Regions from separate parts of the Homo sapiens genome. Here region 2 is linked to region 1. The links are chromatin loops, found by intact Hi-C in ENCODE. Cell type or tissue: Caco-2. All regions are shown on one strand.

Evidence for each region. A loop is a pair of places that touch in the nucleus more often than their neighbours do. Peaks named below come from ENCODE experiments on the same cell type or tissue, not always from the same donor. Only the 100,000 strongest peaks of a DNase experiment are listed, where the experiment ranks them.
Region 2: a loop joins it to region 1, with 2.9 times the contacts of the local background. A loop is called at or near these places in 1 of 110 quality-filtered maps.

Annotation. Positions count from the first base shown.
Region 1 is chr6:1,226,916-1,229,415 of GRCh38, forward strand. No RefSeq gene overlaps it. Among named protein-coding and RNA genes, the nearest start is that of FOXQ1, 84 kb to the right of the region's middle. In Caco-2, no CTCF peak of the experiment used is centred here; DNase peaks (open chromatin) are centred at 1,096, 1,306 and 1,766; H3K4me3 peaks cover 1,132 bases.
Region 2 is chr6:1,161,603-1,164,102 of GRCh38, forward strand. No RefSeq gene overlaps it. Among named protein-coding and RNA genes, the nearest start is that of LINC01622, 62 kb to the left of the region's middle. In Caco-2, no CTCF peak of the experiment used is centred here; a DNase peak (open chromatin) is centred at 1,119; H3K4me3 peaks cover 616 bases.

The DNA.
Region 1 (2,500 bases):
TCTTGCAGTTGCCAGGAATGATGCCAGGAGAAGAGGTGAAGAAGCTGACCATGGGAATCTACGGTGACTGCAAGGGGAGCCAGGCCTTCGGTAGGAAACTGTAGGGAACGGTAACATTCACTACAGGAGAATGGTATAGTCTGAGGGGTGCAATTCAAAGGAGATGGGATTTTTCAGGGCAAACAGGGAAAATGGTGGGGAAGCTGCTAGAAGGAGCAGGTGAGCATCTAATTCCAACTCCAGGAACAAGGGTCCTGGGGTTTGGGAGAAAAGGCATTGTATGCTCAGCAAGGTCCCCATGGGCCTTCCAGGTTACAAGCAGAGTAAAATTAAATAATAATGGAGCCAGTGGTTTTAGAGGGAAGGGATGTTTCCAACTTGTATACCCCAAGGTTTCTCAAGCTCTGCGCTATTGACATTGGGGGCCAGATATTTCTGTGTTGGAGGCTGTCCTGTGCATTGCAGGACACTTAGCAGCATCCCAGGCCTCAACCCACTAATGTCAGTAGCATTCCCTAGTGATTGTAGCATAAAAAGGTCTCCAGATATTGCCAAATGTCCCTGGGGGCAACAGCACCCTAGTTGGGCATCTCAGACCTGCCCTAACAACCACGGTGCTGTTCCTCTTTACCACGGAAAGTGTCCCTTGGGAGAAGCAATAACACACTCCCATGAAAGACAAGGTTTTCCTTGAAACAAACATCAAGGTGGGGGCCAGTATTATCCCTGTTTCAGCAACAACCTAAAGAAAGTTGCATAAGGAAATCACTGTCCCGTGGCCTAAACACTGGTAGAATTGGCTTACTGTAGACCTCACCAGTCTATGCAGTATTTATAGCTAAAACTTCCAGGATGCAAAATTTAAGCCCTAGAAACATACAGGCCTCTAAGGGGTTCTATCAAAACCTGCCACCGATTTCCTAAAAAGAGCTAGCCTTATCATGAAACTTACTCTATAGATTTGCATGGGGCGATGTGCCTCATTATCACAGCTGTGCACTGGTGTGAATAAATGACAATAGGACAAGCACGCAGATCTTTCCAAACAGCATGCACCTGGGCCGCAGGCTGGCCGAGCGCCTGAGGGTTGCACCACCTACAATATCATCATTGTGTAATCCAGTCCTCCCTCTGTCAGCACAACAGCACAATCTAGAATCACCGATTTCCAAATCACAATGTAATCACACTGTAATCTATGTGTTTAAGAAAGGAGAAGCCACACACATACAAACACGATCACACACCATTTCCTTGAAGTCACCAGAACGGCAACATCTAGAACAAATAACCTCCTCTGGGAAGGTTCATTTCTCCACGGTTAACCATTGATGGGCTGGCGTGATCCCTTTAAACATGGGTCGCCAGAACTCAAAGCCCACAATCAAGGGTTTATCTAGGAGATAGTATTCCACAGCACCTGCTCAAAAAGGACAGATTGCCTGGAGCGCTACAGGCTAGCAAGGTAAACTTACGAGTGGGTGGCCTCCTTCAACAAAGAAACTGCACTTCTGCCCTTCTTAATGCCTGGAGTTAATTCCATCCTCAGATTTCATTTGAACTCACAATTCTGGCACTGAGGATCAAAGCCTGCAGACACCATTATCGAGTGGATTTAGATATTCAGCAAATGCACCCTTTCCCTGTCTCACACCTTTACCTGCTGGTGAGTTGGATGGTCCCATTGGAACCCAGCTCTTTCCAAGGTTGAGCAAGAGAAAAAGAGGCTTCAAAACCAGTGGTCTCCTGCCCGGTTAATGAACCACTCTTCAAAGAGCTGTGTGGGAAGCAAGCTTATACGCTGAAGCAATGCCTCAGATGATCTGTGACCTCTGCGTAGCTTGCCCTCCACCTCCCCATTATGACAGCTAGCTAATGGTTTTCTGAATATTTCCAGCCTGGAATTCCCCAACTTTCTTGAGGATAGTAGAGCCCCAGAGGCAACAATTGCAGGGCACGGAGCAGAATTTTTTGCATCACCTCTCAGTGAAGTTTCAAGAGACATGTTTTTCCCAAGTGCACTCAACGCCGACGCCTATCCAAACTCCTCACTCTCTCACAGGGCTCTCAGGGCAGGACGGCGTACCCCCTCTGCCCCAGCCAGTTCTCCTTACCTGAGCACCCATCCTCTCTTCCTTTCTTTCCCTTCGTGAGAACGAGGAGGTTGGAATGGCGAAAATGTTTTCTATGCCAAACAATTCTGAGCAGAAAGAGGACCTTTTCCTCTGAAGCTGTGATTGATCTGAAGGAGGCTAACTTCATTGGAGAGCAGTGGGTTCCAATTTGTCACCAGATTACAAGCAAGGGTGTTTCTCCTTTCTCTCATTTCATCAGTTAACAATTCATCAACATGTGTTTATTGGCACCTGCTATAACTCTAGCTCTGTGCTATGGATTTCAGGTGGCAAAATACATGGAAGACATTGACTCTTTCAATAAGATGGACTGCCCACTATGTGCCAGGCACTGAACACGCAAAGACGAACCAGTCTCAACCCCT
Region 2 (2,500 bases), 65 kb before region 1:
GGAAGGAGAAGAAGGGCTGGCATGAGCGGAGAGGCAAGTGCTCCCAGCCTTCTCACCGTGGGAACATGCGATTCATCCCTGATGAACCTTTTCCCACACAGATAATCACCCTCTTCTCTAAACATGTTCTAATCCATGTATATTTGGGTGGAGCCTTGACAGACACACAGATCTCCAGAAATGGTGTTCACAACAAATGAATAGAAGCATGTTTGTGTCTACAACAGGAGGAAGAACAGAGGGTGGGAATTTATTAATTTATAATAAAATATGTGGGAGAGAATCCATCAGTTAGGAAAGCTCTTGGCTCCAAGTGACAAAAAACTCAACTACACACTTTGGGAGGCCGAGGCGGGCGGATCACGAGGTCAGGAGATCGAGACCATCCCGGCTAAAACGGTGAAACCCCGTCTCTACTAAAAATACAAAAAATTAGCCGGGCGTAGTGGCGGGCGCCTGTAGTCCCAGCTACTTGGGAGGCTGAGGCAGGAGAATGGCGTGAACCCGGGAGGCGGAGCTTGCAGTGAGCCGAGATCCCGCCACTGCACTCCAGCCTGGGCGACAGAGCGAGACTCTGTCTCAAAAAAAAAAAAGAAAAAAAAAAAAAAAAAAAAAAAAAACTCAACTACAGTGGCTTAAAAAGAAGGCTTATTTTTCAACAATGTAAGTAAGAAGTTTTGATCTAAGCAATTGCTAGTGTTGGTTCAGCAGCTTAATAATGCCAGGTTGCTGCAGCTCTGATCAATACATTCACATTCAAGGCAGAAAGAAGAAGAAAAGACCACACCAGCCATATCTGTCCCTCTACTGGGAGAGAGGCAGCATTCTGAGATCCAGTAGATTTATGCTTATGTGTAATTGGCTTGAACCATGACGTATCTGTCGCTGTGACAAATGTGTCATCCCTACTTATAAGGGAAGCTAGAAAAGTAAGTATCTGGGCTTATCTTCTTCCAGAATGACTGGAGTTGTGTTAGCAACAGCGTGGGAATGAGTACAATGCAGACAACAACCAGCCCCTGCCACAGACTCCAGGAAAACTTCCATTTTCGTTTTCATCATTGAACACACATTCCTCATGCACAGCCACCAAACTTATGGTGACCTGAGCAGTATATAGTCACAAGGTCGCTTTGAGCATTTACTACCATTAAGTCCCTCTCATTCTCCAGACAACGGGATTATCATTTTCTTCCCCTTGAGGGCTCCTGTTATCACAGGTCCTTGCTTATCAGCAAGGAAGAGACAAGAACAAAGAAAAAGTGAAACTGGCATCTCTCACTTTGCCTACTCGCTAGAAATGCTGAGACTTTTGGGGTGGAAGAAATGGAAACAAATGAATAGTTTAAAATGAGGCTGGAGCTGCATTCATTCAACTGCATTTATTTTCCCTGTTTGACTGAGACAGAATGACTTGAAGAAAACTGAGTCTCTGGAATTCACCATAAGATGAAGAAAAACCTGTTGTGAAATCACACTGAGGCTTGTTACACTATTTACTTTGCTTAGCCACCCTCCTATTTTGAGAACTCTAACTGTGTTCAGGTAAGCTCGATACATTTTGCTTAGTAAGACCAAAGTTTTGTAAATTAAATTTTTGGCAAAACAGGTGGAAGAATATTGCACTTTTTAGAGTTCACTCTTACTAAATTTTTCAACAGTGCCTGGGGCAAAAAAGACAAATACTCTCAGCTTTCTCAGAAACCTTATTAAGGTTTGACATGCAGATATGCACATCGTGAGCTCTTAAGCACTTAATAAAACCTAAGCTAATTTTCCAAAACAAAGGATGAAGAGCAATGTGTTCAGAGAGCATTAGAGTACATGGTGCAATCTCTTGGGATTAGGAAAGGGTCAAAACTTAGTTCCTTTTGCTTGGGGACTGGTTCATGAAGAAGGAAGGAGAAGCTCAAGAAAACATAAGGAAAAACCTTACAAGGGAATAATCTGACCCACAGGGATAGGGAGGAACGATGAATGTTGTCTGAAGAAAGAAGCAGAAGGGATAGATGAAAAGGCGAGGGGGATGATATCCCTCCTAAACTCACCAAGCTAAACAAAAGGAAAAGCAAATGAGAGGATGGACGAAACGGGAAATGCTGATAGAAGCATAAAATATCAGAGCATTTTCTCTGGCCATGGCCAGAGAAACTTATATGTGGAATCTAAAAATGTTGAACTCATGGAAGCAGACAGTAGGATGTTTTCCAGGGGCTGGGGGATTGGGTCTAGGGGATGTTGTCAAAGGGTACACACTTGCAGTTACATACGGTGAATAAATTCTGGGGATCTATTATACAGCAAGGCAACTATAGTTAATAATACTGTATCATATACTCGAAAATTGCTGAGAGTAGATCTTTAATGACAAATTTATTTGTTTTTAAGAGACAAATAATAAATGTGTATATTTATGGGGGTATAACAATGTGATGTTTGATCTACATATACATTGTAGAAAGATTAAAACAAGATAATTAACCCATCACCTCACCGGCTT